Linked DNA regions of Homo sapiens: region 2 is linked to region 1. A link is a loop called in an ENCODE intact Hi-C map of the cell type or tissue named here. Cell type or tissue: dorsolateral prefrontal cortex. All regions are shown on one strand. Links, peaks and the distances in the headings refer to the core of each region. The heading gives the core; the rest is flanking DNA.

Region 1 (10,312 bases), core at 1,483-9,482:
AGAACCACATGAAGGTCCACCTCAACAAGCTGTCGGTGAAGAACAAGTCCCCCAGCGACCCCGAGGTGCCTGTGCCCATGGGCGGCATGTCCCAGGAGGCCCACGCCAACCTGTACTCCAGGTACCTCTCCTGCCTGCAGAGTGGCTTCATGACCCCGGACAAAGCCGGCCTGAGCGAGCCCAGCCAGCTCTATGGCAAGGGCGAGCTGCCCATGAAGGAGAAGGAAGCGCTGGGGAAGCTGCTGTCTCCCATCTCCAGCATGGCCCACGGCGTCCCGGAGGGGGACAAGCACTCCCTCCTGGGATGCCTCAATCTCGTGCCGCCGCTGAAATCCAGCTGCATCGAGCGGCTGCAGGCGGCTGCCAAGGCTGCGGAGATGGACCCCGTGAACAGCTACCAGGCTTGGCAGCTCATGGCCAGGGGCATGGCCATGGAACATGGCTTCTTGTCTAAAGAGCATCCGCTGCAGCGCAACCACGAAGACACTTTGGCAAACGCCGGGGTTCTGTTTGATAAGGAGAAGCGGGAGTACGTGTTAGTGGGAGCAGATGGCTCCAAGCAGAAAATGCCTGCTGATTTGGTTCACAGCACTAAAGTGGGCAGCCAGAGAGACCTGCCAAGTAAGCTCGACCCTTTAGAAAGCAGTCGGGATTTTTTGTCACACGGGCTGAACCAGACTCTCGAGTATAACCTGCAGGGTCCTGGGAACATGAAGGAGAAGCCCACCGAGTGCCCCGACTGCGGCCGGGTGTTCCGCACTTACCACCAGGTGGTCGTGCACTCCCGTGTCCACAAGCGGGACCGCAAGGGCGAGGAGGATGGGCTGCACGTGGGCCTGGATGAGCGGCGTGGCTCGGGCAGTGACCAGGAGTCCCAGTCGGTGAGCCGCTCCACCACGCCGGGCTCCTCTAACGTCACCGAGGAGAGCGGGGTCGGAGGCGGCCTCTCCCAGACCGGGAGTGCCCAGGAGGACAGCCCGCACCCCTCCTCGCCATCCTCCTCAGGTAGGTTAGCTGAGAAGCGGGGAGAAGCAGCTTGTACAGCAGCCCTGCTCAGGGCTGCCTGGTTCTGCTCCCAGGCCTCCAGTCAGTTCCAAGGCCAGTGGGTCTTGATTGAGGACAGGGGTGGGTTGGACACTGGGCCATGCCTTTCTTTCCCCCCCTGACTGGAGGGAAAGGGCCGTCCTTTCACCTCTTAGGCCTTCCCTTGAACACTGGCTACCAAGAAAGTAAGTTGAGGCCGGGTGTGGTGGCTCACGCCTGTAATCCCAGCACTTTGGGCGCCCGAGGCCGGTGGATCACTTGAGGCCAGGGATTCGAGGCCAGCCTGGCCAACATGGAGAAACCCCATCTCTACTAAAAATCCAAAAATTTAGGCAAATGTGGTGATGCATGCCTGTAATCCTAGCTATTCGGGAGGCTAAGGCAGGAGAATCGCTTGAGCCCGGGAGGGGGAGGCTGCAGTGAGCCAAGATCACACCACTGCACTCCAGCCTGAGCGACAGAGTGAGACACTGTCTCAAAAAAAAAAAAAAAAAAAAAAAAAAGAAAGAAAGAAAGAAAGAAAAAAGAAAGTTGTGCGGGAGATGGCCAGGTGGTACATTTTTCAGTGGGCATAATCTACCTTTTTCTTGCAATTGTCCAACCCCATTTCACCGCCTGACGCTGTCGGCCATCATCTGGTCTCTGGAACTCAGGAGCTGGCATTCTGCTCTATCCCTGGGTATGAATGTGTAAGTTCCAAACTTCACCATCTTTCTCTCCCCCTTAGCGTATTCCCATAATTCTCTCATGCAGGCACCGCAGTCTCCCTCCCCAAGCCAAACCTATCTTCTGGCCCCTTCCAAAATTACAACGTGGCTCACCTGCCAGATCCGTGTGACCTAAAGAGCCCCACCACTTTCCTCTGATGGTTTGGAAAAGTACAGGCATTTGAAACACAGACGCATGACTGTTCTGTCTTAAATTGTACTGTGTTACACGGCTGATACAGCTTTGGGGTCTAAAATAGCAAAGCAGAAAATCTGTCATCAAAATGTCTGTGAAATTATGAAGCTTCCTGGCCCAGTTTAAAAAAAAAACCAAAACAACAACAACAACAACAACAACAACAAAACACGCTAGCCTCAGACGGCTAAATTAAAATCACCACCTAACAGCAGGTAAGGCGTTGCCTTCATCCATATTTCCAAAGCCCCTTACTAATGGATAGTAAATTGAAAGTTATCTCTAGCCCTTTATAAAGAAAGCACCTCGCTAATACTGTAATCATTCTGCAGCCTAACAACAGAGGAAATCATGCCATAACAAATACCCTGTTACTAATGGCAACATTGATTTCTGCAATCAGCCATTAAGTCTAGAAAATGAAAGACAGTTTGAGGCACCTCGAGGCACTGCCTTGCCCACTGTTAAAGACGTAGCAGCACCCTGTTGAGGGTCATTTTTTAAAAGTTTTTTCTTCTTTCTTGATCCCCCCCACCCTCACTCTTTGGTTTAGATACCTATTTCGATCTTGGAGGCAATTCACTGCTGCACTTATTAAGTAGATGCCAGTTTTAGCTTTGCTGTTATAGTCTTGCTTAAGCATACTCTTCTTCTAGGACAAAATTAGTATTAAAATAAAGTGGGACTCTGCCGGCTTATTACAAACCAGTAAAGAATTGTTAAGACACATAAATCTGGTCTGCACATTCCAGAGATTCCGATAGCACTTAATGCCGCTGCTTAAATACCCATGAAACACACTGTCTACTCCTGGAGTCCTAGACTTGTTTGGGATTTATTACGGATGAGACACTTAGGAAGTGTCTAACCAGCAGCATGAGTGCCAAGGAGGCGTGAGGTCACACTACCTGGAGCGACTGTCACATGGAACATACTAAGATTCGAGGGAAGGGTTTTCACCATGTAAAGATAGATCCCTACTTGAGAGGCAGCCAAGTGCCAGGTGTCCCAATGTCAGGAGGAGCTCTTTCTGGCCTCCTAGGATGAGGTCTGCTCTTCTGGCATGTGTCGTTTCTGATTCTGGATTAGGACCTTTACAGGACAGGGTGCAGACAGCAAACTGGTTCCCCTAAGTTTTTAGAGTGACATGGAGTTAACATTGACAGATTTCCATCCCTCTCTCAGACCTCCTGAAATGTAAGGGTCTCGGCAGAATATTCTGACACCAAATGTTCAGCTTCATTAATGACGTGTTTACCGTGTTTTTCTCACCTTCTGGCCAAGTGATAGCCTCATGCTATTCCTATCTCTGTTGCTTGCCTATCTCTCAGTGCTTGGTTGAAAAAACCCATTTTGCTTAAAAAGAACCAACCGTGCTCATGACTCAAAAGAGAATTATACTTGAGTTGTGGTTATCTTCTCACTTTTATTTCCCCTCATTGAAGTATTTTACAATTGTGAATACTGATTCTTTCATTTCTGGTTGACTTCTTTGTTTTCTTCATATTCAAATTAGACCCTTTCATAATTTTCTGACTAAGTAGGAGAATTGAGGGCATACCAATATACAACCCGAATCAGCTGTGCGTCTGGGGCATTCAGGTTTCCCTGGGATTTAGGACTCTTAACCAAATCTGGTTAGTCCTCCCTCTTATTTCCAACAAGTTTGACTTGTATAGAAGTGCGATTAAAATAAGCATTTAAATAAAAATCTGGATACAATGGGTATTTTATTATTACCTGTTAAAGAGAAACCTGCAAGGTGAAGGAGAGAGAGAGAAAAAATCTTTAAGCCCTTAAGTAAAGAAAGAAGTACTTATTAAGGCTTCTATTAAGAAATAACTGCAAAACACGGTTTTACAAATTTCTCAGACTGCATAACAATGTCGCAAAACTTAATTTGCATCACTTGATTCTTTTTTTTGTTGAAAACTGGGTCAGTAGGGCCTGAGAAACTATTTTTTCAGATCTTAACCAATGAATTCTTCTTTATAAATCGCTGCTCTTAACATGATAGTAGTTCTGAATTCATCATAAAAAACCTTTTTACAGAGCCTCTTAGAACAGATCTCTAGAAGAAGGCTTACAATGAGTGGCAGAGACGTCCTTTGTTATCTGATGTAATTCTTTGCAAAGAAGGATTGGGAACGGAGTGGCTGTTTAAAAATGTCTTGCTCAGACCGAGATGAAGAAGGGGTCAAGTTTGCAATCAAACAGTTATTGCCGAGATGGGCGACTGTCACTGGCTAGGCTAATGTGGGATGCAGCTGTTTGTTATGTGAGCAAAAGAATGTTTGAATCAGTGAACATGTGAAAATGATTCCAGTGAACCAGAAAATGTGTTTGTTCTTTGGCTCTCCAAACTGCTGAGAACCAAGCTTAAGATCAACTGCGAAAACTAGGACCTCTGACAAATTGAGAGGTCATATTTTCTAACAGAAAATGGACAAAACTAGTCACACAGATCACTTCCCCATCTTCCCCCTTTGTTTTATTTTTGTTTTGTTGTTGTTTATTTGACTTACCAGTAATTTCACACCGTGGTCAATGTCATTCAATGTAGCCTCCGTGTACAATGCAAAGAGAAACTGTTTGGAAAGCAGCAGCTTATTAATTTTACTTTTATGGCATTTAGAAAGCGGGGTGGCTGTTTCGATGCCTCCTCATTTCTGGCTTGCATGCAAACACTCTTATGGCATTAATCTTTGCATCTTTCTCTAAAACCTCCTCTAGGGCTGAGCTCGAATCCTCGCTTTGCTCTGAGTCAGAACACAACCAAAGTTCTGTTTCTTCAGATTTTGCTTTGGAAATCACACTCAGAATAATTAAAACTTAATGTACTAAGAAATGATACTGTTCATTATATCCAACAGGGCAGTTACCTTCTGAATTCCACATAATTTTGGAGTGGGGATAATTGAAGTGTTGATGGTGGGAAGGGGGTAATTGAATGCATTGACCCTCTGTTCATTAAATAAAGTCGGCTAAGTTACAGGATCAATGGAAAGCCAGGGAGAGATGCGAAGATGAAAATATCGTTAACCCCTACTACTTCTGGTATAATATTTTGAGATGGACAAGGATTATTTGGTCAGCTGGGCTAAAAGCCTTGCGAGGTCTTCTTTTGTTGTTAGAGCTGCATTCCTGAAATGCTGGGTCTCCATCCCATTGACCACAGCATCAAAGGCCTTTATCTGGGGCGCTTTCGCATTTACATGGGGTGTATAGTGATATGATAGATTTTCTTTCTTTTCCACCTCTTTTTCTCATGTGGCTCCCCCTCCCTGCCCCCGTTCACGATAACCGGTGCCTGCTCCACACACAAACAAATCCAGGCACCCAAAAGAAGAAAAAGAAAAAGAAAAAGAAAAAAAATTTGAGTTTGAGGATTAAGATCTTCATTTTTTTTTTTTTTTTTGCTTGTGCATTCCAATTGTTCTTAAAATATTTGGCAATGTCAATTAGTAACTGAGCAGAGTTAGCTGATGAACACAATTTTCCAGTAGACTGAGCACCCTATTGTTGCCGAGCGAACAGCAGATTTCTGAGGTCATTATCATTCGCTGGTTGCTTGGCCCAGCTGCTTCCTGCTGCAAAAGCCAAACTTTATACCGGAGCTCGGGGAGGCTGCAGCAACAGGGGGCTGGAGGGGGGGAGAGGGGAGCTGGCTGCAGAGCCGAAGACAGTCATTATCAGCAGAGGAAACAGAAAGTAAAAGTTTCCAGGCAATTCCAGGAAAACTGCCGGAGCAGGCTTCTTCCTCCTGTTCCAGTCCAACCACCTTCCACCTCTAGGCAGGGAATTAAAAAGGACTTGGGGAGACCCCCCTGGGCATGGTGGCAGCTAATCTCTTTGTGGAGGAGAACTTTGGAAAACAATAATCCCATTTATAAATAATGCTTAAAAATTTTTTTAGCCCAGGCTCAAGCATGTGAGTGATGCCCTCTTAGATAGCCTCCTTCATTGTTATATATTTAAAAAATCATTTTAAAAATGATATTAGGAACTTGAAATTAGTCAATTTGGGGATGACAAATAGGCAACATTATTTAATTTTCCAGAGGGACCTTATGAACAGATCATAGTCTGAGATTCCTTTTAAAATCACATTTAGCCTTAAAGGTTCCCCCTACGCCTCCCCCTGTCCCCTGCTTCCTTATTTTTCTGCCCCCAGCCCACCCCAACTCCAGCCTTCCTTCCCCACCTCCTAATTTGGGAACTGGTTCAGTGAGATGAAAAGCTGCACTTTTTTTAAAGCTCAGCTGTGAAAGCCGAGCGCCATATGCAGCCCTTCGGTCTCTGCCGTGGAAGCGTGTGCAGGCGGCCGCCGTGTTTGCGGAGATTTACGGAGGATCGGCTCGTGTGTGCCGAAGCTGTGCCCAGGCGGACGCCGGCCAAGGCCCGTCCCCTGAGCTGAGAGCCGAGAGCTGAGGTGGCCGCCCGCCTAGGCGAATAAGCCGGCTGGTCAGGTGGCTCCTGGGGAATGTCAGATGGGGCACAGGGTCAGAGGCCCCCGTGTCTTCCCCTGGCGGCCACCTTTCCGCTGGGGCCCAAGGGTGGTCTGTCCACTTGGGACGCCCTGCTCGTGCCGGGATCGCCGTTGCTCTCAGATGCTGGTTCATGTGCGGCTGTCACATCATCCTCCTCCTTCCCCGGAGCCGGATGCCTACCAGCAGTTTCTTTTTATAAACTTCCCATTCACTTGGTAGACTTGTATCATCTCGTGCTTAGGAGCGATGATTTGGGAACAATCAGTAACACTTCGGGGCTTTTACCATCTTTCTGACCCCTTTACATGGAGCCATAAATCCCGCTTCTCCGGGGCTGCTTGATGCCAGTCCACCGTCACTTGGCATTTCAGAAAGAGGGTACTTGCACAGGCTCTGAAAGTCTTCAGACTAGGAGTGTAACATCAGAGATGTGTGGCATAAAATTGCAGAGGCAGAGCACCCTCTCTGCTCCAGCACTTAACAGGCAGGACATGGTTTTGCTTGTGAGGGATTAGATTCGAGGCCGCGGAGTCACTCAAATGTGTTTCTCTGGCGGCCTCACTTGGCCCATCTGTGGGATGGACACCGCTGTTGCCTGGGCTGCCCTTCTGTTTCCAACACTCCTGCCCACGGAGCTTCTGAGGAGCTCCATGAAGCTCTCCTCCCTATGCATGTTAGCGCAAGGGACGGAACAGTTCATTTAAACCTAAATTTAATGGAAATAAGGAAAACATAGATTAGCTAAGGACAGGTTACAATGAGGCAAGGAATTAAGCGGTCAATTTTCAAAACAGAGCTTGAAGCATTAGCTGCGTGATTTCCATTGACTCGAATGGGAGGTTCCAGGCTCAGGTCTTGACCACCACCTTGGGTGTGTTGGGGTGGGAGTTAGTAATTTGCTTTGCAGACAGCCACAAGGTGTCCCTTGATTGATGGTTTGGCCAGAAGCAGGTATCACGAGCTTCCAGGATCTGACTCTTACCCACTCCCATGCTTACCATGCACTCAGGTAGCTGGGAAATGATGCCCACTGTGTTATGTGAGCCCTGCCAGGGGCCACTTCTGCAGAGCTGGGGCAGCCTCTGCATAGAGGGCAGATTGGGGTCCTTCTGGCCGCCCAGATCCCTTCACTGCCAGGTTGCTTATCTTTCTAATTCTTTCTCTGGTTTGAAGCTTTGTGTCCTGTTCATAGGAAGTGCGTTCCCAGGAAGGGTAAGGTAAGACTTTCTTCCTCTACATCTCAGTGCATTTCCCACGTCTGCCCCTTCTCCCTGAGAAGTTTCTGGCAGGTAGCCCTGATGTCTCAAAGGGGTGGGGACAGGGCTGGCTTCAACAAGGCCTGTTATACTGGCCTCGATATTCCACTGGTTCTAGAGAGAGACCGTGGGTATACTTGGAGACCTAGAGATGGAGACAGTGAATTTCATGGGAAAGAACTGTGCAGGGAGCATTTGGAAGCCTTTTGAGCCTGGGAAGTCAGGGGAGTGAGTAGTTAACTCCTTTACCCGTAGAGCTGTTTTGGAGCATTGATGGCAGGGGTGGAGAAACACCTGCAGAGATCAGGAGATTGGATTTGTGCACACTTCCCAAATCCGTGATGATTGGACTGGAACCTTTGCCATCTGTGACCCTTGGGCCTGTTTGCTGCCCTTCTGGGTGTCTCACCTCCCTTCGTCTTCCTCTCCTCTGTCGGCATCTGATGGGTGCATCTCTCCACCCTTGTTGATGGTGCTGGCATGTGGAGGAAGGAGGCGGGGGCTGAGCGAGGCTTGCAAATGCAGAGGAAAGGGGCTCTCCAAGAGGGGTGCATGGTGTCGGGGGGGTGGGCAGGTGGTGGGGGGACTCTGATCTCCCCAGGAAGTGAGCTTTGCTGCAGCTGAGAGCGGCCATGGGTCCCCCTTGTCTTTTGCTGGCAGGATGGGGCGATGGCAACATTTACTTAAGCTGTGGAGTCTGGCACTGCCGCAGCCAGGCGCCATCTGGAAAGCCCTTTTCAGAAAGCTGTGTCCCCCCCACCCCCAAAAGGAACTTAGGGGAACAGGACTTGGGCAGAGCTGTGGGACTTGTTTCTTGGGCAGAACCTGCTCACTGAGGCACCTGAGCCGGGCTGGGTTTCCCTGGGAGCCAGGTAGATAAGACAGGTCTACCTCGGGGTGCATGTGGGCTCTTTGCTGTCTGTGGGGCCCTCGGTTCATCCTCGAGCCAGGTCTGGTTTAGGTTTACTAGGGCTGTATTTTCCATCTATTTGTTTTGTGTTGCATTTTGCTTACTCTCTTCACCTAAGTCCTTGTATATTGTGAGTATGATGGGGTGGCGCCAGCCGGGATTGGTCAGTGACTGTTCCTTCCCTGTAATAGCAGGGCTGATTAGCAGAATATAAGAAATGAATGCTGTGCCTCTGAAATGTGCCTGTGAGACAGGATCTAGAACTCAGCGGCTCAGCTTGCAACAAACAGGGCAAACTAAGCACAGAGATTTGCTACCATCCTTTCCCTGAGCCACATCTTCAAAAAAGACTGCAGAGTCCCAAAACAATGCGTGTCTGAACAAACACCATCTTCAGCTACCTGATGGGTGGGCCTGGGCAAAACGGGGGCCATGCCGAAAGCAAGGGCAGCAGTCCAGGCAGAATTCATTTGCCTCCTGTTTCCACCACCCCCAAGAGAAAGTTGTCCAGGGCTTAGCTTCTTGTGGGACCCATCTCTTTGTTGCTGTGAGCCTTGGGGTTTTTGTGTGACATGTGGCATGTGTCTGGGAGAAGCGAGAGGCACAGCACAAGCTGACTCCTTGGCTTGGCTGCCCACCACACCACATGGGAGGCCGGCCCTCCCCTTAACGGTGCCCAGCCAGGAGGCTGCCTCCAATGTGGGCATGAGGACGGGCTTGGCTTTAACACCTCCTCACTTGCTTCCAAAGGACAGGGTCATTTTCCAGCTTTTCTTGCAAGCAGTGTCTACCTTTAGGAACCTTTCAGTTTTACTCTGTGCCATGGGGCCCAGGGCATTTCACGGAGAAATCAGTCCTTTCCTTTACAGAGGCAACTTGTAGGACTAGACTTTTGGCCAACGCTAGTTTCTTTTCTTTTGTCTGACCTCAGTTCCAAAACCATTTGATGCACGATGAAACAGGATCGCGCCACAGTGCTCTCTTCTCTTCATTAAAGTAATGTCCAGAAACTCTTAGCACAGTGGTGGTCATCGTGGCTTTTGGACACTCTCAGTTGTCCTCAATCATCTTGAGAGGCATTCTGGAACATGTTCAACATGTTAACGTTGAGTTCAACATGAAGTGTATGCAGTGGTGGTTTTCTTGAAGATCAAGACAGATACATGCTTCTCTTTATTGCTAAATATGTATATTTTTAAATTTGTTGCTAAAATATGTGTTTTTATTTTCGTTTCATTTCATTTTTTAAAAACTCAGTAGTTTGCCCTGAAAAATTGGAGTGATCCTGCAGCAAAGCTGCTATGTGGCATCATAATCCCTGTTGAGAGAGAAGGCTTGGCAGTGTTCATGTCCGTCTCTGGCTGGGGCCAGACCCCTCGGAAATGTCCTTTTTAGTGACCTTCAAAACCTTTCCACTTGGGACCGGGTGTGGTGGCTCACTCCTGTAATCCCAGCACTTTGGGAGGCCGAGGCAGGTGGATCACATGAGGTCAGGAGTTCGAGACCAGCCTGGCCAACATGGCAAAACCTTGTCTCTACTAAAAATGCAAAAATTAACCGGGCTTGGTTGTGGGCGCCTGTAATCCCAGCTACTCGGGAGGCTGAGGCAGGAGAATCGCTTGAATCCGGGAGGAGGAGGTTGCGGTGAGCCGAGATCAAGCCATTGCACTCCAGCCTGGGCAACAAGAGCAAAACTCCATCTCAAAAAC
Region 2 (10,312 bases), core at 1,069-9,068, 220 kb before region 1:
AGTACTGAAGAGTGCAGGACTCTTGGGCAGGGGAGGGGTGGGCCCATGGGAGCCTCTGCCGAAAATCCAAGGGGTTCCAGCCCTGGCCAGGCGAGGCAGGGGCAGCGAGAAATACTCGAGAGTTTGAAAAGGAAGAGCAGAGAGAGGCCAGACCCAAGGGAGGAAGATGGGGACCCCGAGAAATCCTGGATACGGGGAAAAGCATAGGAGAGCCACAAATTATGAAAGCGGCCACAAAACACCCCTGGTGGGGTGGGGCTGGTGGGTGGGGAGCCAGTGGGGAACTTTTATACTTTAATGAGACGCAGGTAGGCGTCAAGTTTCGGCATCTGGAGGATAAGGGGCCTCTGTCCATTTTCTGGAACCCTCCACCTCCCACTCCCAACAAGGGCCGCGCCGGGAGGTCTCCCCGGGGACCCCCACTCAGCTTGCTCAGGTCCTGGAGGCATGCAGAGGGCGTCGGCGCCGACAGGGGGAGCCGGAGAGCCCCCTGCCCGGCCGTCTGCGGGGCTCAGGCGGGGCTTGGCCTCCGATGAGCGCGCTGTCTCTGCCCGGTGGGTCCCACCCCGCCCGGCCACGCAAAGCCGTGGCAGCCCCCTCGCGGCAGCGCGCCCCAGGCGAAGCACCCCGGGCCACCGGGAGCGCGGCCCTCCCGAGACGCACGGGCTCCGAGGCCGCAGAAGCCTTGGGCCTCCAGGCCTGGAAGGGGCTCCCCTGGCCTGGAGGCCATGGGCCCGGCCCAGACCGGCCAGACACCGCCAGGGACCCCCAGAACGACGCCAGGACGCGCGCCGGGCTCCGTGCCTCCCACGGCCCAGGCGAGGCCGGCGGCTCGAGGGTTAAAAGGCGACCCCCATTCTGTAGGGGAGAAAGTGCCTTTTCTCCAAGTCCATATGGTCACTTCCTTTCGACCTGCTCGGCCCTGCTCGCCTCTTTGTCCGCTCTGTCACTTATAAAGAATCACTTGACTTACAATAACAGGTTCAAAAGACGACGGAGTATAATCAGTTGATCCACGAAGAATTGGAATAAAGAACACCCCACCGCTCAGGCTATCATTCCCATAGAGATAGTGATATCATTCATGTGATTGCGATGCTAATTTCTATACAAGAAAAAAAAAACCCTTGTATTTTGGTATTTGTTCAAAGAGAATTTCAGACACATCAGATTGGAAAATGTGGGCTGAATTCCTAAACTTTTTTGGGTAGGCAGAGAATTTTTTAAAAACACCACTGCAGAGATTTGAGCGGATTTTAAGAATCTCCTGGAACTAGCTTGTTGGAGGAAAGTGATTATTTCCTCACTCCTCCAGTGCACTCCTGGCGAGAGAGAGAGAGAGAGAGAGAGAGAGAGAGAGAAGAGAGAGAGAGAGAGAGGGAGAGAGAGCAGCAGCAAGGAGCGCTGGGTTCTCAGGGCAGGGTCCGAGGATGCTGGCAGCGGCAAGGCCCGGTGCCCGCCGACGGCGCGCCTGGGGAGAGGACCACCGGCGGTGAGGGCCCAGGCCCAGCGCCCAGGGCAGCTGCGACGCGTCCGTCTCCAACGCCGGCACGCTAACCCAGCGCTCCTCCCAGCGCAAAGTTTTCTGTGTCTCTCCCCTCACTCTTGGACTGGTTGCTTGCCACCGAATGACTCCTTCAGCTGGAGAGGGGTGGTGATGGGGAGGCTGTGGCATGCCTTTTCTGTATCTTTGCTTTTGATGTCTTGTGATGCCCGGGTTTAAAACCCGTCAGTCATCTTGGGGGAGCTCAGTTCGGGCAGGCTGGAGCAAGTCTTACCTGAATCAATGTTTTAAGTGCCCCTGTGGCTTGGCGTTTTGAATAATCAATCTGTCTCCATCACTTCTTAATCATGCGCAACACAGGCCTCTCTCTCTCTTTCTCTCCCCCCACCTCGCTCTCCCTCCCTGTATCCTTTTTTTTTTTTTTTTTGTCAACTCTTTTGGATCCTGTCTCTTTGCTATTAACATGCCCAGTGTCACATGCGAGGCTTTTCTTTAAAACAAGCCCCTCATTGGTGTATCTGGATACTTCTTTTATTATTATTATTACTGAATCTTTTTTCCCATAATGACACCAGGATCATTATATAATCCCATAACAAAGAGGCTTTTTGAGGCACCAGCTTTTGTCAACTCTAGGACAGAGAATCCATAATTGCATTATCCAGCTTTTTCCTCCTTCTTCCCCCCTCCTAGCTTCCCAGAAAACCAACCTCATGCCCCACTCACACCCCCACCTTGTTACTTCTGCTTATATTATTTACCGAAACGTTTGCCCAGAGGACCCGCCTTGCAAAGTTGCCTTAAAAAAGTTATTTTGTTTGATAATTAAGTCCTGGAGCCCATCGCATGATGATTATTCTACACCCATAAGGCAGAGAACCTGCGTGACGTTTTTCTCGAAGTTTAATTACCGTATGCTAATTTCCTTGCCTACTACGTGATTAATTAAAATCATATTTTCATAATCATTTGGCACTAGTATTGTTTTAGAATTATCATGATCTCCTAAATAGTGTCTGTAAATAAAGTCGCCTCTAATGGCAGGCGCGGGAGGCGAGGCTGAGGACCTCTCCGCGTTTGTATCGCGGCGATTGGCAACATAACTGCCTTATTTACATTAAATACGCCACAAGGTTACAGCGCGGATCAACGTCATTTGATCGCTGATGACTCCCTTAAACGCCCGGGCTGTGACTGATTCTTCGCGTCCCGCTGTCCACCGAGATTCACCCGGGAGTTTTTTTTTTTTTTTTTTTTTTTCCTCCCAGAAAAGAAACAGACTTTAAATAGTTTCAGGAGCAGGTAAGAATTACGCTTTTTCCTCGCCCCTTCTCCGTCTCTCTCTCCTCTCTCTCCGTGGCAGTCTCTCTCTCCCTCTCGGCTGGATAAAAAATTCTTTAGTCAAAGGCAGGAATGCAAAGTAGTGACAAGGAAGGGGCTGATATATGTCTCAGTAACGAGTCTGACAATCAGAATGTAGCTCTTGGAGAATAGATAGATTTTAATAAGTGTGTTTACATGAGCTCAAGGTCAGAACCAAGCTGCGCTGTGTTAAATGGTTTCTTAGTTGCTAGACAGAGAGAAAAAATGGACGATCACACACCATTCTTTGTAGATTATTATATCAAGGGTTCAGTCTCTGGCTCATCAAAGCTAAATGCCGCAAGACCTATCTAGTTGCTGTGAATTATGCCAGGGCGACAATGGAGAGCGTTTTTAATGGTACAATGCATTTCACCTACCAGATAGGGGGAGGCCGAGCCGGGGATGGGGATGTCTGCTGGGGCTGGGTGATGAGTATCAATGAACGGGGCGATTCTGAAAAGAGGCTGATGAAAATCGAGCCCGCCCTGCCCCGGCTGGGCTGGGAACAGTTCGCAGGGCTCTGCCGAGTGGGCGAGTGAGGCGCGCGAGCAGGGCGCCCGTCCCCCCTCAGCCCCGGAAAATGATCAAGTCAATCGTGTGGGCATGTTTCATTATTCATTGAACACAATCTTTTACAACGCTCCGTTTACGTGCCCGAGTTTGCTCCTGACGCCCGCGTTTCAATGTTTAAGGTAAGGAAAACAAAGGTGGGGGGGGGATCGCGGGGCGCGGCGCGGTGCGGGGGGCGCGGCGCGGGGGGGCGGCGGCGGGTGGGGGGGCAGCTTCGGCGTCCGGGAGGTGGCAAAGTGAGTTTGGACTCTTGGCGCGGCCCCCCCGTCCCCTCCCCCTCCCCATCTCGGCGAGGCCTGCCGCCCGGTTCCTTCTCGCCCCATCGCGATTAAAAAATACGGTCTAATTAAATATCCGTGGCTGTGACGTTGGCGAGAGAAGCTGTCAGCGGGTGGGGGGTGGGGGGAAAGAAGAGGAAAACCGAGCCGGCGGCTGCGGCCGGGCATCGTATGGCGCTAGAGAACTTCGGCGGCGAGCGGGACCTGCGCCTGGGCCGCCGCCTCCCCGCCCGCGGTCCCGGGACCGTTACTTTGAAAAGGAGTCCCGAGGCCTGGCGCCCGGCGCGCGATCGGGACCCCGCGTCCAGCTCCGGGGACCCGGCCGGCGCCCCCCACCCGCGAGCGGCCCGCGAGCCACTCTCAGGCCCCGGGAAACTTTCAAGAGGGTCTGGGGGGTGGGGGGAGTAAAAAGGGGAGGGGGTAGGCTGGGGCCGCGGAAACTTCTGCTCAAGTGACTTTCCCCATTTTCTCCTCTGCCTGGGACGGGGGTTCGCCTTGCGCTCTTTCTCTGGTCCGCGCTCACTGCGGGGTTCCGGCCCCTCCGCCCGTGGAGAGAGGGTAATTTGCAACCTTTTTTTTTTTTCAATTAAAGTTAGCTGATGCTTACAATGTGTCAAACTTGCGGGCGCCGAGAGCCGCTGAGATCTGCCATTTTGTGATTGCATCGGCCTCCTGTGCCCCGGGAGCCTGGCCAGGCTGAGGCCGGAGAGTTGGTTTCAGGGCTGAGGTGCCAGGGTCCGAACCCGCGACCCCAGGAAAGGCCGTGGCGCCTGCAAGCGCAGGCGGCGCCCGCAGCACCTGCCCCAGCCGGGCCTCGGCCTGGGGGCCCAGCCGGGGGCCAAAGAGGAAATAAATAAATAAATAAGTAACAGGTTATGGAGGGAAAAGAGCCGGCCAGTCCCAGGCTGGAGAAATGAGGCCAATCAGAGCGAGGAAGTGCGGGCGTGGGGGCTCTGGAAGGCAGAGGAGAGGCAGGGCTTGCGCGGCGTCTGGGAAGAGTGCAATCTGGGGGGACGCCTCCCGTCCCCCCAGCGCAGATGCATGACTGGGGTAGGAATGATCTTTGCTGATAAGCCTTTTTCTGTTTGCTTCAAGACATTATTTTTCGAAGATGAATTGAGGAAAACAGTCGTAGGCGAGACTCGGGGTGTATTTTAGGCAAAAAAAAAAAAGTTAGGGTTGGGGGAGAGCTTTCCTTTGATGAGTAGGAAAGTGTCCAGATCTCGACGCGCCCATCTGTTGCAGTTTTGCAAATAATTTAAAATATAGATATCTCCATATAGACGGATGTATGTGAAGTGGAGGAAGGTCGAAACGCGGGGAAGTTAGGGAAAAAGAAAGAAAAAGGGCTGGGCAGAGAGAGACCTGTGTTGCTCACTCTTCACTCTGCGGAGTGAACTCCGGCAGGGCTTTCTTTGGGGACAGGTGGAAAGTTAAGTCCCCCCCTTTTCACTTCTGTATTGTGAGTGGTTCCTACTGTGTGCCTGTTGGAGAACATGTCCACCGTTCCCGAGTTAGGTGGAGGATTGGAATGTTGGGGGGCGGGGAGCGTTGGAGTTGAGGACGCAGTGGCCAGGGGCTGGGGGCCGAGAAAGAGCAGGGCGGGGTCTCAGCCCCGCGTGCGGGTGGCAGCGGCGGCCGGGTTTTGTTTGCCAGATATTGTTATGTCTAACGGGTGCCTCGCCGGAGACGTGATTTGTCAGCCGCCTTCGTTTTCACTTTAGCAGAAAATACGGCAGCTGCGAGGTGTCCCGGCCTGCGGGGCTCGGGCACCCGGTGCGTCCTGGGGGCTGGGTCGTGTGCGCGGGTGGGAGCCGGCGGCCGGCGGGGCCGGGGCGAGGGGCGAGCGGGAGGGGCGGAGTGAGCGAGCGCGCGGTACGGCCCTCCGGTTCCTCCTGCGCCTTCTCCCGGCAGCCGCCGCCGCCGCCGCCGCCGCTGTGCAATTTAGCAGAAATCCGACAGGGGCCGCGTTTGCTGAGCGCATCCGGCGGCCGGGCAGCCCGAGCGGGCCGCCGGGCCTGGTCGGCCGGTGTAGAGGCGCGGAGGGGGCCGGCGGAGGGGACCGGCGGGGATGGGCGCGGGAAGCACGCCTGACCAGAGCACGCGCCGTTCCCCAACCCTGGTGTCCCCGGCGAGTTGGGCAGCCCCGCGCGCCCTGACCTTGACGCCCCAGTCTCCAGCCAGGGCTTAGGTGAACTTGGGGTGGGGTGTGCGTGCGTGCGTGTGTATGTGCGTGCGTGTGTGTGTGTGGAAGGGGTGGTGAGACTGGGAACGCGCTGTTTTCTTTCCCAGTTTGATACTAGCAACTGGATTTTTACTTTAAGACCGGCTTTGCTCTCTGCTGGGGTTGGGAGGGGGGGCGATCTTTTCCCATCACTCACATCTTTGTTCATTGTTCACTGAGTGGAAGGCAGGCGACTTAAAGAGACGAAAGAGAGGAAAAAGGGGTGAGAGACGGAGAGAGGAAAAAGAGGGGGGCGGCCAGAAGAGGGAAGGAGAGGCGTGGGGACAGGGCCCCCGCCCCCGCCGGGGTCGGGTTTGATGGTGAAATAGTAAACCCACGCACGGAGGGTCGCCAGGAAAGTGGACATTACCGCTTTAATTAACTTCGAGATGCTCCGGCGGCGGGACCTGGCGTAGCCGTGACGCGCCCCCATAAATCTGCCCGGCCCGGGGCTGCTCCGAGAACTCGTACAGTAGCGGCGTCAGATCCATCCCGCGCCTCCCAGTCCGGAGTCCATTTGCATAATTGGATTTTTTTTTTTTGCCTCCTTCTTTCTCCCTGAAACTTGTTTGAAAACCCAAGTGAAAACCGCGACGATCTGCACACTCAAAAGCAAGTGCCAAGTAAGTGCCCTGCGGTGGCCTCGGCGCGCCCCGGGGTGAGCGCGCAAAGCCGGGAGCGAGGTGCCGCGAGCTGCGCGCCGCCCCGGGCCGGCCTCGCGTGTGGGCGGCTGGGCGGCTGGGCGGCGGGAGGACGGCCTCCGCGGGCTCCGGGACTGCCCGGCTGGCTGCTCGCACAACTTTTTTTTTTTCCCCCGTCTGCTGACTTTTCGGGCCAGGTGAAGTGTTTGGGCCACGCGTGTACCTGTGGCGAGACTCGGGAGGCGATCTTGGGGGGCGCGCGGTCGCAGTTGGGCATCTTGCCTGGGTCGGGGGCGGGCAGTCGGTCCCAGTGGCCGCCGCTGAGGGCAGAGCTGCGAGCGAGCGGGGCCGGCTGCTGGTCGCGCCGCGCCGTAAATGCAAGCCTGTAGCCAAATGCTTCCCCCATTATTCTAAGGTTTGTGTCTGCGTGTGCGTGTATGTATGTGTGTGTTTGCGCTGTGCTTTTAAACAGAAAGAAAAGCAACCAAAACAAGAGCAGGAAGGGCTTTTTCCTTAGCTCGTCCCCCTTCCCCCAGCATCATTTATTTCTTTTGCTTGAAGGAGAGTGCAGACCTTCTTTGCTAAAGACAGGGTCACCGAGAGATTGACAATTCTGTTGGAAATGCCATCAATCCTATAGCGAAAATGTAGCTGCATTTATAAAATACCAACCCTTGCCTGATAAGGAAAGTGGTTTCACAGTGTCTCAAATTTTATTGAAAATATGTAATATTATTATAATGATTATTTACAGCGTTCAGAACCCAGGGGAAAAGTCGATTTGCTTGGGGGAAGACTAGAACCCTAGTTCTTGTTTGCCGGCCAGCCTGGGAACTTGCCTGGGGCTGCGCCCACCACCCTGAAAGCTGCTGCGGGTGGTGGGGGGGGCTCAGCTTTCAGTCCAGGGAGTCGCAGGGGGTCGCCCCTGCAGCCCTCTGGCCTCTGCTCGGGGAGAGCCCAGGGCTTCTGGCTGAAGGCTGCTTTAGTTATGATGTCATTCTGATAGCGGAGTGCAAATGTCTCCTGATTCCACCATTAACCGCCTGGCTGATTTGCTTGGTAATGATAGCACTGACGTCCTGCTCCCTGACAAATGCAGAACCGCCGAGCCCTAGGAATTAACTTTTCCCCCCACTGAGGAGAAACCCGGCTGCCAGAAGTCTCAGCACTGGGCCTCTGCCTGTGGACTTTGTCTGCCTCAGTCCCAGACACTGACATACATGACAGGCCCCTGGGCTGAGGGACCCGTTTTCCCAAAGTTTAGAAAACTTTTAAGACTTTCATTTCCAGAAGACCCTTAATCTGGTCAAACTTAAGTGCGATTGTGACCAGGCAGAGATATTTGCATGTGACCAATGGCAGGGACTCTGAGACCATTGCATGGAAGACTTGCCTCCTACCTTCAGCCCCTTAACTGTGTCTTCATGTTAATATCACTGCAAGTCAGCCGGATTTAGTGTTGATTTTTAACTAGTGTACAATGATTTAAGATTTCTTTTGATTTACTGTTCAAATGAAATTTACATAAATGTGATGAAAATGAACTTAACATCTGGGCATATGAAAAAAGGTTAGTACCTCATATGTCATCTGCAGGGAAAGTCTCTAAAATGCTTTCACCCTAAACTGGGTTTGGGGAAACAGTTCCTGGAGACATAAATGGTAATTATGGAGAACCTGGAGAAAACACTTTCAATAAATTTGCATTCTTTTGGACTAGAGCTCTGAAAGCCCATCTTGTTCTGTGCCTGGAGTGGTTAACTTCTGAGCAGGCTGGAGATCTTCGCAACTCAGCAACTTAACTGCTGGCCGGGCTGTCTTCACGGAAGACTTAGGGCAGGCAGGGAGCGACAGTCACGCTGTTCTGGTCCAAGTCAGAGGCCAATAACCCCCATTATGGGAGAGGACAGAGAGGCAGCTAGAAGGTGCCGCCCGACTTCCCACAGTTGCCCATAGGGTACTGAAGGCAGTGCTGAGATGTGGAATCATTGCCCACTGAACCCCAAAGAGCTGAATGATTAGGTTTGTTTGCTTTGCCTTAGGTAACCAAAGAAATTTCCATCAGCTCCACGAGCCCATTCAAGTGAACTCTGAACTCCATCTTACTTTTGAGCAAGAGAAGCTTATCTCTGGCATCAGGAAATCAGAATTAAACAGCCTTCCCCAAATGTGGTTGCCTTTTGCTCAAAAGTTGGCTGTGAATGGCACAGGTGTTTTTAAAGTGCCTTGAATGGAGGGGGAAGAAAGACAGCAATGATACTCATGAGAATATAGATGAACTTTTTTTTTTTTTTTATAAGAAGAGTATCATAAAAGAAGAAAGCAAATAGATTTATTTTTCCAGGCTGAATGAGGACAATTATAGCTTTTTAACATCTTTGGATTTAGTGTTTTTAATAAGCCTTTTAAGTAAGCTGAAATATCAGCTTGCATTTTGTTCTCAACATTATTTAAAGTGAGACTTGATGCAAATTTAAAAACAAGTGAGTTTTCTGCAGGTCAACATTTGTCCATATGAAGGAGAGAAGCCTCTTCCATGGCCTGTCTGCCAGGACCTAGGGCAGGCCAGTGCTCAGCCCTGCCTCAGCCTATCTCCAAGTGAGGCCTTAGATTTCGGCTGGAAGGACAGGGGTGGTCAGGTGGCATCTCTCAGGCTGTGAAGGCTGGATTTTGGAATCTAAAAGCAGGGCACAAACTCGCTTGCATTGCTACTAGTGGGGCCTTGTGAGTGGAGGGGCTTCCTCTGAACTCACACCTGCTGTGCACACTGGCACCTTCTCCAGAATGTGCCAGGGCAGGGTCTGGGCTGAGGCTGTGGAGGAGTTGGAGGGAAGGGAGCAGGGCCAATGGGGAGGAGTGGGAGGGAGGTCTCTGTCTGCCTGGTTGGGCTCACCTGTGTGCTTCATGTGGTACCTGCTCGGGAGTTGGAAGGGAGGCCTTTTGCCAAGGAGAGGGATTGGTTGTTCAGGTCTAGACTCTTCAGGCTGCCGTGATGGTCCCCTTGGTGGCATTGAACGTCCTTAGAGGAGTGAGCAGATAATGTGTGTGGTCAGAATGCGCTAAGCCAGGGAGTGGCCCCCTAGGTTGTGCTGGTGATGGTGGTGGTGGTGATGTGTGTGTGTGTGTGTGTCTGTCTGTCTGTGTGTGCTGGGGAAGGGTGCTGCCTGTTAGAAATACTTGTTCTGAGATGATTTCCTTTTCATCCACAATTGTACTATCCAGGATAGACTGGTGAGTTTGTAATGTACATGTGTGTTGGAGGGGTTGGGGTGGAAATAAATGAAGAAATCAGGAAATACAAAAGAAAATGCATCTTCAGAATAGAGATGCTAGGAAACACAGTCCAGTTTTCTGAAATCCCCCTCACTTTTTTTTTTTCCCAAAAGAAGGCAAACATGGATGGAAGCCCCCTCAGGAAGGTGGGCTGTGCGGGAAGCCATCTGGCCCACCTGGGGTGGGCGTGGGGGCCTCCCCCGGCCAGTTGATGCCATCAACGGGCTCCTGTTGACTGTGCCTGGTGATAAGGGCTGCTGTGGCTGCTTCTGCTGGCTCCCTGAGAGTCTCCTCTCAGCTTCTGATTTTTAAAAAATAATTTTTCAACTTTTATTTTAGCTTCAGGGGGTACATGTGCAGGGTTGCTATATGGGTACATTGTGTGATGCTGAGGTCTGGGGTACAATGCATCCCGTCACCCAGGTAGTGAGCATGGCACCCAGTAGTTTCTCAGCCC

What was found. Hi-C counts contacts between places; a loop is a spot of excess contacts. Peaks named below come from ENCODE experiments on the same cell type or tissue, not always from the same donor. Only the 100,000 strongest peaks of a DNase experiment are listed, where the experiment ranks them.
Region 2: it touches region 1 in a loop (9-fold over the local background); 2 of 110 quality-filtered maps call a loop at or near these places.

What each region holds. Positions count from the first base shown.
Region 1 is chr19:30,444,728-30,455,039 of GRCh38, forward strand. It overlaps ZNF536 (zinc finger protein 536), which reads left to right. Exons shown (of 5, transcript NM_014717.3): 2 at 1-1,005. Among named protein-coding and RNA genes, the nearest start is that of ZNF536, 78 kb to the left of the region's middle. In dorsolateral prefrontal cortex, for the core only: no CTCF peak of the experiment used is centred there; DNase peaks (open chromatin) are centred at 5,534 and 6,426; H3K4me3 peaks cover 3,099 bases; H3K27ac peaks cover 6,387 bases; H3K27me3 peaks cover 2,089 bases.
Region 2 is chr19:30,222,110-30,232,421 of GRCh38, forward strand. It overlaps a transcript of ZNF536 not described here. Among named protein-coding and RNA genes, the nearest start is that of ZNF536, 150 kb to the right of the region's middle. RefSeq lists silencers at 406-565, 5,558-5,947 and enhancers at 998-1,498, 1,499-1,999. In dorsolateral prefrontal cortex, for the core only: a CTCF peak has its summit at 5,672; DNase peaks (open chromatin) are centred at 4,389, 5,297, 5,722, 6,362 and 5 weaker places; H3K4me3 peaks cover 8,000 bases; H3K27ac peaks cover 7,831 bases; H3K27me3 peaks cover 6,507 bases.